3 separate regions of the Homo sapiens genome follow, and all the other regions are linked to region 2. The links are chromatin contacts, found by Hi-C or POLR2A ChIA-PET in ENCODE. All regions are on one chromosome and are shown on one strand. Each heading gives the region's core, a stretch centred on a gene start or an enhancer-like site at or near the end of the contact. The rest is flanking DNA. Distances are from core to core; before and after follow the strand shown.

Region 1 (4,202 bases), core at 502-3,001, 180 kb before region 2:
AATCATGCTTTCTGCACGTGGGAGCCCAAATGGGTAGATGCAGCTCACAGAGCAGGCTCTAACTGAGCCCCCATGTGGCTATAGCAGGCTGTCCAAGGAATCCAATGAAGCAATGAAGGGGTCTGCAGACAGGAACTACCAAGTCAACAAAAACTCCCTCCATCACAGCCCTTCCCTGCAATGACAAGTCACAAACAGCAGAAACCAAGAGACCAGCTAGTATCGAGGAATTGTTCGTTTTCGTCGAAAGGGACGTTGGTGTGCAATGACCACCTTACAGCTTGTGTATCTGTACTCACACGGCTGTGTGTGTGTGCATATGTGTACTTATGTATGTGGAGCATATTATCAAGTGATTCTGAGATCCTGTATTCATGGAAGATTTTTAGTTGCAAAGCTTATTCGACTAGATCCCTTCATTCTTTTTCATCTTGCTTTATTTATTCTGTCCCGTTGATCTGTGGGTATATCCTCAGGGGTGCAATGCAGTCCAGTGGCCTGCTCTTGACAAAAGAGCATGATCCATTTTGGTAAATAGCTCCTGGGATGCTTCAGGGAGAGGTGCTGACAGGCCAAGATGCATACCCACTGTGCAGTAACATGTGAGTCCCTAAGAGAGTCCATGACCACCATGTGAAACCAGACAGACCACAAGCTTCTGGCAGCTCTCAAGGGGCTGGCAAGATGACAGGACTGTGACAAGCTAACTGCCCATTACCACACTGGGCAGGACCTCACAATGCTGCTGATCAAAATTAAAATGAAAGATTTATTATGGCTGAGCAAGTAAAAGAAGGAAAACATCCAAAAGATTCCAAACTGACTTATCCAACAAGAGACACGCCTGGCTAAAGGATTCGGTTTTTGTTTTTTGTTTGTTTGTCTTCAGACGGAGTCTCACTCTGTCACCCAGGCTGGAGTGCAATGTCATCATCTCAGCTCACTGCAACCTCCGCCTCCCAGGTTCAGGTGATTCTCAAGCCTCAGCCTCTCAAGTAGCTGGGACTACAGGTGCATGCCACCACACCGAGCTAATTTATGTAATTTTAGTAAAGACGAGGTTTCACCATGTTGGCCAGGCTGTTCTCGAACTCCTGACCTCAAGTGATCCACCCACCTTGGCCTCCCAAAGTGCTGTGATTATAAGCATAAGCTACCGCGCCCTGCCAAGGATTAGGTATTTTTTAAAATCCAACACATTTTTCTTTTAATGGATCACTTCTCAATGAGTAATGTTTTAACAGGAGGGGGGTTCTGTAAGAGATAGAAAAAAAATCTAATGGCTTTGTCCCAAGATCATTTGTCAATAAAAGCTACTGACCATTTAATATTATTTTAAATTCATAATTCCTTAATCGGCATGGTTTTAGAGCTCACAAAAGATGTTTTGAATCACAGGAAGAAAGCTGTATTTTCTTCATGAGATTAATAATCTAATTTGGAAGGACGAGGAAGGCAGTGGGTGAAACGTAGAAAGAACACGACAGGAAGGTACAGGACAAAGGGTCTCCCCTGACAGGGCCATGGTGGGAAATGAAGATGTGGGTTTCCAGACTCTTCTCAGATGGATCTGAGCATTCCTCATGGGGCTGCCTGGATGGATGTGTGGCTGCCAGGTAACACTTGCTTTGAACAAAGGTTCTGAGCCCAGAGGTTTGAAAACCACTGGCCTTACAATGCCAGACACTGAGCTTCGAGGATGTTGAGGAAGAGTTGCTCCTCCCTTCCCGCAACACCGCCAAGAGGGAAGGGTGAGGGGAAGGGCCAGGCTGCCTTCCTCTTTTCTGTTCTTTATGAGATATGAATCCCTAGAGGCCAAGGGGAAAGCCGAAGGTCAACTGCCCACCTCCGCCAAGGTTCCTGATAACACATCTCAGAGAAGCTCCTCTCCCACCCACAACTGCAGGACTGGCTCTTCAAGGAACACGCCCAAGGCAGCCCAGGAGGCCTGGCCTGCAAAGGCTCTGCCCAGCAGGCACAACTCATGTCTATTCTCACTCCCTACTAGAAACAAGGACCAAGAAAAGCAATTCCAAACCTGAGGAGAGCATTCCTTCTCCTGAGGGTATGGGCTGAGGAGCCACACAGGCCTCGATATGTTCTCCAGCGAGCTCCTGGAGCGAGAAGTACCACAGCCTTGTACCATGATCACAAGTGAAAGACCTCACCTTTCAGAGACCAAACCCTGCTCTGTGAAAGGGTAGCTGAGGCTACTCCACAGAGTTTCAGCAGGAGACCGCCATCCTCCCCATGCTCTGCCAATCCCCCGCACTCCTCCTGACATTAGCATGATGGGGCCAGGCTGTAGCATTCACTGATGTGGCCAGAATACTAACCCATGCATGGCTTCCCATGACACTGAATAAATCCATGATTCAAAGACAGCAAAAGGAAGCCCCTTTGCCCGTGACGGGCAGCATGCACAGTGGGTACAGGTACACACACGTGGGCACCCTCCCCAGCTCTGTGAGCTTTGACAAAGGAAGCTTGGGCAAAGTACCTTGCCTCTCTGCACCTGTTTCCTCCTCCATAAAATCAACATAATACTTGTACCAACCTCACAGCGCTGTTGTGAAGATTAAATGAGGTAACACAGGAAAAAGCACTTAGAACAATGCCAGCCCACACAGGTGCTGGGCTGCATAAGTCATTATTAACTACATGTCCACCCAAAATGTCCTTCTATTTTTGGGTCCTGCATCACTGATGAGTTTCGGTGACGGAGATTAGAATACAAAAAAACAGTTCTTCATATGCCCCGGGCAGTAATTACCATGGTGGCATTTACTCTTGCTTCTTCCTTCATAATACCTCATTTTCTCATTCGTCTTTTTAGGAATAAAACAGAAGCTACTGACAACACGTACTAGTGACTACTTCCATTCCTCTAAATAATAATTTTCCCATGCAATTGTTTAATCATATTGATATGGAACTCGCCTAGCTTTTAGTTAGCCGGTAATTTGTTAACAGTGTGCTCTTGCATGACTGCATATTTGTTCTTAACGATAAGCTTTAAAGTGCTTCTGGCTGCAGTGGCTTACGCCTGTAATCCCAGCACTTTGGGAGGCCAAGGCAGGCAGATCACCTGAGGTCGGGAGTTCGAGACCAGCCTGACCAACATGGAGAAACCCTGTCTCTACTAAAAATACAAAATTAGCTGGGCGTGGTGGCGCATGCCTGTAATCCCAGCTACTCGGGAGGCTGAGGCAGGAAAATTGCTTGAACCCGGGAGGCAGAGGTTGCAGTGAGCCGAGATCACACCATTGCACTCCAGCCTGGGTAACAAGAGCGAAACTCCATCTCAAAAAAAAAAAAAATAACTAAATAAAATAAAGTGCTTCATGATAAATAAATTTCACTTTGTTTTTTCTGTTGTTGTTTGTGTTACTAATACTTCTTGAGGAAGTATATCAGATAGCCCCAGGGTGTCATTCTCATCTAGTCCTTGTGTCTGTGACAGAGAAGGAAAAGAGAGAAGGCAAAAGGGAGGGCAGATATGTTGCTTAAGAGGTCAAGACAAGGCTTAGCTGGGACCTAATTGTCTGACTTAATGTCTGCTTAAGAACGTGCTGTATTATGGAAATGCCCTAACGGGACAGCTAGATCAGGAACTGGGTTTTCTGGGACCATGAGGTTTAGAAATAAGGAACTTCCTTTGCTGACAAAAAGGGATGTTATGTAAACCCCCAAGTCCTTAAGTCATAATACTGAGGCTGCCCTTGAGGGCAGGGTGATGAGACCCTGGTGCACACCCACACAGCTTTCCCCACTTCTTTGCTCAGGACTCTTCAGAGGTCCCTGCAGGGTTCCTCCATGGTTCTAGAAAGTTCCTTGGCACTAAGAACCCTCTCCAGAGATCAAGGGGCCTCTACAACTGATACCATCATTAGATTCTCACTGTAGATTGTGGCAGAGAACTTGCCACCAGAAGGGCTTCCCTTTAATGACCTCCAGGAGAACTGGCTGAAGCCAAGGGCAGAAGCCCTGACACTCTCAGACCTCCGGTGGGGGTGGGGGAAATGGCTACACGGCCTGGGTGGGAGACAGCATCAGCTTCCTCCCTCCCGCCAGAGCAGTCAGGCCGAGGCCAGCTGATGGCACTTTGCTCATTTGGGTCCAGGTTGCCATGGAGATCAGCGATCTCCCTAGATGCCTCCTGACTATAGGAGCAACTAGCGCATTACTGCCGAGGGATCTAC
Region 2 (4,210 bases), core at 763-3,262:
AACCTTGAACTCCTAGGCTTAAGTGATCCTCCTTCCTCAGCCTCCCAAGTAGCTGGGACTACAGCTGTGTACCACCATGCTCGGATAGTTTCTTTTATCAGACGGGGTCTCTCTGTGTTGCCTGGGCTAGTCATGAATTCTTGGGCTCAAGCAATCCTCCTGCCTCAGCATTCCACAGTGTTGGGATTATAAGTGTGAGCCACTGTGCCCGGCCCCAAATATTTTCGTAATGTTTTTCTAGTTGACCACATCTGGAAAGAATCCATCATACTCTCACACCCCATGATGGGTATTTTTCCATGCCAGGCTTGTTTACACTGATCCTGCACTGCTTTGTAATCCGGCCCTTATTTACAAACCCTACGTCCCCACATTGTTCCCTAGCTGGTTGAGGGCATGGATTTATTTTATGAAGGTTGCATCTCCTATGATGGTGGGCATGAATGAATGACATCTTTCTGTACCTCCCCCCTCACTTAATTCAAAAGTGTTGATGAATCCTATTACTAATTGGATGGCAGTCTGGGCAGTAAGGTTTAGTGCCAACAACAGCAGTAGAGGAGGCAATGTTCTGGCAGCATGACAGAATCAGGATGTCTCAGGCTGTGATCTTCAAGCCTCTGCTGCCTGCAGATATGTCTCAAAGTATGAATTAAAAATCATTGAAATTTGAAGACTTTGGGCACTCTCTTCTCCCGTGCAGCTCTTATCTTTCCCTATTGTCCTCTTTCCCGCACCCCCCCACCCCCAACCACATTTACACATTAATGTTCCTTGGAAGGCTGTGAAGCCATTTGAGTTTGGACCCCAGTGATGTTTCTGACCTTGATGCTGTATCTCCACATACTCTGCATACCTGCGTATCTACCTTCTACTCTCTGTATTTCTCTAGTGTGTGTGTGTGTCTGTGTGTGTGTGTAAAACTCTTCAACAGGAGTGATGCTTAACTACACACCAAAACAAAGCAAGGCCTTCCCTAAATATCACCAACTGTTGATCTTGAACCTAAAGTTGTCATGAGAGCAAGCTCGTACTTTGGAGCAGTGTCAGGCTTTCATGCTTCAGCCTCGGGATTGAGACATTTGCTCCCTAAATGTTTTACAGACATTTGCTCCCTCAATGATGCTCTAGTTTCTGAGGAAAGTAAACAACTTAAATAAAAATTATATTTGCAGAAGTACTTGTGGGATGAGCCAGGTGTCCAACAAAAGTGGAGAAAGGTGCTAAGCTCTAGAAATTTTGTAGCCACTGAAGTAGACATGCAGATGTGAGGCCAACTGACAAGCACAGCTTTTGAAACTGCTTTTGCAAATTTATGACTGAGACAGTGAAAGAGATCTAACTTAACTGACTCCATCTTGCTTCTAACCTCCAAGCTGTCCTTGTTCATTCCTGGGCATAGGCTGAACTAACTTTGGGAGAAACTTACTTTATAGTTTGAACAAAGACGGTAACAGCCCTTTCCCAAAGCAGACCTCCTCCTTGTCTGGGTACTAGACTGCCTTTGTAGGACTAACGTTAGCCACGTGATTAGAAATTATGGTTTAGGAGTCATGCAGCTGGAGGCTACAAGATTCTGACCCTCCCTAAGTTGCTCCTAAGATCAGAGCTTGAGATATTTTGCAGACCTTGCACTTGAGGGATCAGCTGGCTCCACCCAGATCAATAAACTGGCTCATCTGATCTTGTGGCCCCCAACCAGGAACTGACTCAATGCAAGAAGACAGCTCTGACTCCCTGCGATTTCATCCCTGACTAATCAGCACTCCTGGCTCACTGGCTTCCCCCCACCCACCAAGTTATCCTTAAAGACTCTGCTCCCCGAAAGCTCGGGGAGACTGATTTGAGTAATAATAAAACTCTGGTCTCCCGCACAGTCGGCTCTGCGTGAATTACTCTTTCTCTATTGCAGTTCCTCTGTCTTGATGAATCAGCTCTGTCTAAGCAGCAGGCAAGGTGAACCCCTTGGGTGGTTACACTTTCAGGAGAGCTCTGAATCATAGCCAGAGCTGTGTTCACCCAGGGATGAGCAGGCTGGGACATTCAGAGCCTCCTTGTGGCCTGAATTCCTTCCTTGGGTAGAGCTTGTCCTAAGACACCTCGTTTCTATCTCAAGTAGACCCTGAGGCTCAGATGAGTTCTAAGACAAGGTAAAAAGAGTCCAGGGAAAACATGAAGAGCCAGCAAAGATGGCAGATGGCTGTGAAAAACAGTAGCAGACATCCTCAGACAATCGCTCAGTGCCTCGGAATGATTTTCAGAGATGTAAAAATGGACTCAGAGACAAAGTAGAGAAGGAAGTGAGAAGAACCCAGAAAATAAGATGTCATGTTATTTGTTTATATATTTGTTTTTGAGATGGAGTCTCGCTTTGTTGCCCAGGCTATAATGCAGAGATGCGATCTCAGCTCACTGTAGCCTCCACCTCCTAGGTTCAAGAGATTCTCCTGCCTCAGCCTCCTGAGTAGCTGCGACTACAGGTATGCGTCACCATGCCTGGCTTATTTTTGTATTTTTATTTTTATTTATTTATTTAGTTAGTTAGTTAGTTACTCTGAGATGGAGTCTAGCTCTGTCACCCAGGCTAGAGTACAGTGGGACAATCTCAGCTCACTGCAACCTCCATCTCCCGGGTTCAAGTGATTTTCCTGCCTCAGCCTCCCAAGTAGCTGGGACTACAGGGCTGTGCCACCGCACCCGACTAATTTTTGCATTTTTAGTAGAGACAGGGTCTCACCACGTTGGCCACGCTGGTCTCGAACTCCTGGCCTCAGGTAATCTGCCCACCTCAGCCTCCCAAAGTGCTGGGATTACAGGCGTGAACCACCGCACCCTGCCTAATTTTTGTATTTTTAATAGAGATGGGCTTCACCATGATGGCCAGGCTGATCTCGAACTCCTGGCCTCAAGTGATCTACCTACTTCAGCCTCCCAGAGTGTTGGGGTTATAGGTGTGAGACACTGTGCCTGGCCAATGCCGTGTTATCTTAACACGTATCATATATGTATGTGTTGGCTGTTGGTAAAGGAAAGCCTTTCCTAATTGTTAAAGTCAAATACTGTGTTAGGTGTATTTGTTAATATTTTATATTTACATATCATCTCACCCATTGTATTTTTTCACTTGCTGCCCTCTTGAAAACCACCTGCAAAACACAGGTGTGGGAGTAATTGTAATCTTTCATGGAAGGGGACCCCCGCTCTAGATTCCCTCGCAGTTGTTCAAGGCAGAGGAGGCACTCAGCTCAGGCTTTCAGTTCTTATCTTGGAAATAGTTTCAGTGAATTTTCAAAGTGGAGGCTAACACCTGAATGACAGGCTCATTATTCATGCTTGGTTTTATCTCTTTTTATTTCCAGCTATGGGGACCCAGCAGAGGAGGCTCTGTCTCTCGGGAATGCACTCAGTGGGTTGGGTCCCTTCCCCGCCTGGAGGTTACGGCCCTTGTGCCACTCCCTGATTTCATTAACAGCGCTTGAGGGGACTGCGCCATTTGCACGTACAGGGAGCAAGAGCAGGTCACGTAGTTATATTTTATCCAGTGTTGCCTTTCTCTAAGGGCGACGTTATCTATTAACCACTTTCTCTCTGCCCGCATCCCTGCTAGGTGTTGTGAAAAGTAAAGATGTAAAATTTCTGAACAATTTAAAGCTACAGTAAACAAAACATTTTCTCTGTGGGAGGTGGGGTTGGAAGGAATGAGAGGGAATCCATGTAGATAATCTAATTCTGTTAGTGTATGAACATCAGTATGTGAGTTCTAATTCCATGCGCTTATAAAATTCTCATGCCAGAAATATTCTGGAATGTGAAAAGCCATCAATGTCTTTTGCCTGGGCTACTACAGTAACTTTATTTTATTTTTTTATTTTGATACATGGTCTGGGTTTGTTGCCCAAGCTGGAGTGCAGTGGCGTGATCTCAGCTCACTTCAACCTCTGCCTTCCGGGCTCAAGCGAGCCTCCCACCTCAGTCTCCCTGGGATTGCAGGCACACGCCACCAAGCCCTGCCAATTTTTGTATTTTTAGTAGAGATGGGTTTTTGCCATGTTGCCAGGCTTGTCTCAAAACTCCTGGGTTTAAGTAATCTGCCTGCCTTGGCATCCCAAAGGGCTGGGATTACAGGCATGGGCCACCACACCCTGCCCTGCAGTAAATTTTAATTGATTTTCTTACTTTCTGTCACTCCCTATGTGACACACTGTTCTCC
Region 3 (4,300 bases), core at 780-3,279, 160 kb before region 2:
CCGTAAAACAACTGTAATTCCTAAGGGATTTTGGATAAAAAGCTGGCAGCCACTACTTTTGTAAATGAGAGCACATTGTGACTCCTCTCAAACCCCCGCTTGCCTCGGGCCCTGCTATCTGATGTTTATAGCTTTAGGGGCTTGATTTTATGAGGATACTCCTTCCTGCCCAGAACCAATCTGGTCCTTACCAAGATTTTCTTCTAACTTCACAGCTGCACACTTCACACCATCTGCTGCTTCCAGAAATCCTTCTCCATTAAGAACAGATGATAGGAAATGCATCCTCGCTGGCATTCTCGAATGCTCCTGCAGACACACTAACGCGCACACACAGATCATATCATATATGCCACATACATATATCTACTTACCATGTATGCCGCACACACTACACATCTACACACATGCCAGATACTCCAGACATGCACACCATATTCCACATACACACACATACACCATGTATGTCACATACTACACACATGCACATCTCATCCAAACTACACATACAAAATACACAAGTATACATACACATACCACATTCACAACACACCACACACAAAACCCCACACCATACCCAGAAACATCTCCCCATACACCCAGCCCATCAAGCAGAGCTGGCTGACTGCGTACACACTATGTGATGGGGGATACTGATGCACTACAGAGGGCCTCCAAAACACATGAAAACCTCATAGGGGCTGGATGCGGTGGCTCACGCCTGTAATCCCAGCACTTTGGGAGGCCAAGGCAGGAGGATAACGAGGGCAGGAGTTCGAGACAAGCCTGGCCAACATAGTGAAACCCTGGCTCTACTAAAAATACAAAAAATTAGCCAGGCGTGGTGGCAGGCGCCTGTAATCCCAGCTACTTGGGAGGCTGAGGAAGGAGAATCGCTTGAACCCAGGAGGCAGAGCTGCAGTGAGCCAAGATTGGGCCATCGCACTCCAGACTGGGTGACTGTGTGAGACTCCATCTCAAGAAAAAAAAAAAAAAGAAAACTTCATGTCTCCAATATCAACTTTTTCAAGGTAAAATTTAATCTAAAACAACTATTACTGCTCTGATGGTAGAACTAACACCACTACTCCACTAGAAAAATATAAAATAATCAGGTTAATTAAAGTTCTTCCCCATTGTTGAATTTTGAATAAATTTATTGTTACTGTGCCTATTCAAGACAATAAAGAATTTAAATAAGAATAAAATATTCTCAAAGAGAATATAATTTGCCCTAAAGGCAAATAACATAGGAAAAGTAGCTATAAATACGCAAAAGAAACAAGATAATCCTAGTAAAATTTGAGTCTGACATGGGTAGGGGTGGTGGGGTAAATCAGCTCCCTGATTTATTTATTTATGCAATAACAAATAAAGCACTTAAATCAGTATTTTAAGTGCTTTAATTTTTATTGTGTTATTTATTGGTTAAGTTAAAATTATTATTCCCCATAAGATTTTTACAATTCCCACATGACTTGCAGATTTTTTTTTTTAACTAATTGTCAAAATCTTAGGCTCTTGGCTTTCAAAATCAGTACAGACAGATAAGAGCTTTAAGTATTTCGCATTTCCCCAGAGGAAAAAGTCAGCATCATAAACCACATGGGTCACATGCTCACGCACATGGTGTCTTAAAAACACCTTCACTTGCAGATAGGCACCAAGACTTACACCTTCTACCCTCGCCCATCCTGAGAACATGTTTGGGAGCTCTCTGCGCTTTGTGGGTCCAAGAACAAACCAGAAAACCCAGACATCTCACACTAGTACCTCTGCTACATGTCCTTAACCCAGAGGCTGTAGCTTTAGGGAAGGGGCTGCTTTGAGGACACCAAACTGCTCCTGAGCTCCTAGAGCTCGCAAGGGCTGTTTTGAGCAATATACTAACTTAGAAAACAAGAAAGAACATAAATGAATCAGCTGGCAAGCCCCATTTCACTTGGGAGGCGGAAGAGGCTGGGGACAGGTATAAATGACCCTCTTTGAAAAATCAAGTATCATTTTGTTTCTCACTACCAAGGTAACAGTCTGCTGTGGAAATTTCAGAAAACCGATGAGCAAATGGAAAATAAAAAGCACCCAGATGTAATCCTCTGCCCAAAGATAAGAACCTTGGGCCTTCCGGTTTACATCTGTGTCACCTTTTTTTCCCCTCTTACATACAAACATATTAAGTTGCCTTAACTCTGTGTCTTGGGGGAAGGATATTACTATACCGTTGCCTACTTTATTTAAAATAATATATATTTATCTAATGATTTTGCAAAGAATTTATTTAGAAAGTTTATGAATCACCATAATCTAAGAGATCTTGAATTATGTTCCTATGATAAAGAGAAATAAAATACTGGTGGGCTATATATTTAGGTTAAGTAGGGCAGAGACTAAACTTTCTTGGAGAAAAAAAAATCACATTTATAGACAGTATTACATTAAAGGAACATTATATATTTGATATCAAAGGAGACCTTCACACATGAGAACCCCAAATTAGGATCCCATACAGACCAAGTTTCAAATGTTCAGCTGTTTTTTAATCACACTCAAAGCTTAGCAGGGCTTATAATTTTTATGTAATTCAATATCAAAAGACAGACTAGTTTCCCATAAAATACTAGAATTAAACACTAAAATAAATCTAAAAAACACTAGTGTGATAGAGCATGCTCATAAGCATCTCTGTGCTGATTTTCTGCTTGATGATGCCTGGAGAACAGTAATCCCCCCATCCTTAAAGAGAACGAAAGGGGGGCTAATGGAAATGCAGTTCTCAAGCCAGAGGTGACACCAGAAACAGGGGCCATTAAAATAGACAGAGCTTGGCAGGATTTGCCTGGGGCTAGAAACACACAGAAAACAGAAAAATGGATGGTCTCTGTGTCATCTGTGTATCCATTTCCACCACGGGCTTCAAGAAACTAAGAACTGATGGTGAGGATTTCTCCTTTAATCTTCTGAATAATGCCTTCCAGAAAGTGCTCTTCCTATTGATAAACACATTTGCACACATCAAATCAATTACAGAAAATAAATCAAGAATCGGACGGGGTGGCTCATCCCTGTAATCCCAGCACTTTAGGAGGCCGAGGCAGGCAGATCACCTGAGGTCAGGAGTTCGAGACCAGCCTGGCCAACATGGCAAAACCCCATCTCTACTAAAAATACAAAAGTTAGCCAGGCGTGGTGGCACGTGCCTATAATCACAGCTACTTGGGAGGCTGAGGCAGGAGAATTGCTTGAACCTGGGAGGCGGAGGTTGCAGTGAGCCCAGATCGCGCCACTACACTCCAGTCTGGGTGACAGAGCGAGACTCCGTATCAAAAAAAAAAAAGAAAAGAAATCAAGAAAGGACACCTCACACTTTAAAAATAAGGGTATCTAACAGGAAAGCATTTAAACCATTCACTCTACCTGTCCCAACAGTGCTTACCTAACAAGAACACTGCAGATGCATAAAATGATTTTTGCTGATCCTCAGGTTGGAAATGGAATCCCAACTAAGGCATCCTACTAATAACTCAAAATAAACTCAATGGAAAGTAAACATCTATGAAGTATCTGCCTGGGAATCAGCATTGTATGTAGGGCCTTCGAAGATCCAATGAAATGTCCAGTGTGGTACCCCTGCCCTTGAGAGCAATGATTGGGAGAGGCAGAAATTGTCAATTTCAAAACTGTCAAGCCAAACCAATTGGAACAGCATGGCAGCGTTAAAAAAAAAAACAAAAAAAAAAACTGTCAAAATGAGCCAACTGCATTTTGGCCATATGTGTGGCATATCGCACATTGCACATATATTGAAAAGTATGCCTAATGTTTACCATGCATTTTTTCCTAAGAATTCATGGCAGCTTGCAAAATTAAAAAAAAAAAAATCGCAAGAAATTGGAATAATAATTCCCACAGGATCACAGTCTAAGAAAAGTGTTTTTAAAATTGCAAAGCATTATGCAAATGTATAACTAAATGGGCCTAAAGGACAGGAACCTGAGAACTGCTGTTAGAAAATGAGTGGACTCGGCCAGGTGCAGTGGCTCACACCTGTAATCCTAGCACTCTGGGAGGCCATGGTGGGCGGATCACCTGAGGTCAGGGGTTTGAGACCAGCCTGGCCAACATGGCGAAACCCCGTCTCAACTCAAAATACAAAAATTAGCCGGGCATGGAGGCATATGCCTGTAATCCCAGATATTCGGAAGGCTGAGGCAGGAGAATCGCTTAAGCCAGAGAGGCGGAGGTTGCAGTGAGCCCAGATCACGCCACTGCACTCCAGCCTGGGTGACAGAGTGAGACTCCA

What was found. Hi-C counts contacts between places; a loop is a spot of excess contacts on that map. ChIA-PET counts read pairs that join two places held with the same protein, here RNA polymerase II (POLR2A). Pooled maps may share reads with other maps.
Region 1: a loop to region 2 is called in a pooled map, with 2.9 times the contacts of the local background. The contact joins two enhancer-like sites. A Hi-C loop is called at or near these places in 1 of 168 maps with a recorded cell type or tissue (PC-9), 1 of 37 single-sample maps with no recorded cell type and 3 of 50 pooled maps. POLR2A ChIA-PET finds 5 or more read pairs at or near these places in 2 of 52 experiments (BJ and H1).
Region 3: a loop to region 2 is called in a pooled map, with 25 times the contacts of the local background. The contact joins two enhancer-like sites. A Hi-C loop is called at or near these places in 1 of 168 maps with a recorded cell type or tissue (PC-9) and 10 of 50 pooled maps. POLR2A ChIA-PET finds 5 or more read pairs at or near these places in 4 of 52 experiments (GM12878, MCF 10A, OCI-LY7 and 1 more).

Annotation. Positions count from the first base shown.
Region 1 is chr9:87,554,625-87,558,826 of GRCh38, reverse strand. All of the region lies in intron 2 of DAPK1 (death associated protein kinase 1), which reads right to left. Among named protein-coding and RNA genes, the nearest start is that of DAPK1-IT1, 3.3 kb to the right of the region's middle. RefSeq lists an enhancer at 2,824-2,993. Within about 2 kb of position 1,751, at least 10 of the 41 ENCODE cell types and tissues checked have a DNase peak (open chromatin) inside an H3K27ac peak, as active enhancers do.
Region 2 is chr9:87,371,918-87,376,127 of GRCh38, reverse strand. No RefSeq gene overlaps it. Among named protein-coding and RNA genes, the nearest start is that of DAPK1, 120 kb to the left of the region's middle. Within about 2 kb of position 2,012, at least 2 of the 41 ENCODE cell types and tissues checked have a DNase peak (open chromatin) inside an H3K27ac peak, as active enhancers do.
Region 3 is chr9:87,533,685-87,537,984 of GRCh38, reverse strand. All of the region lies in intron 2 of DAPK1 (death associated protein kinase 1), which reads right to left. Among named protein-coding and RNA genes, the nearest start is that of DAPK1-IT1, 18 kb to the left of the region's middle. Within about 2 kb of position 2,029, at least 2 of the 41 ENCODE cell types and tissues checked have a DNase peak (open chromatin) inside an H3K27ac peak, as active enhancers do.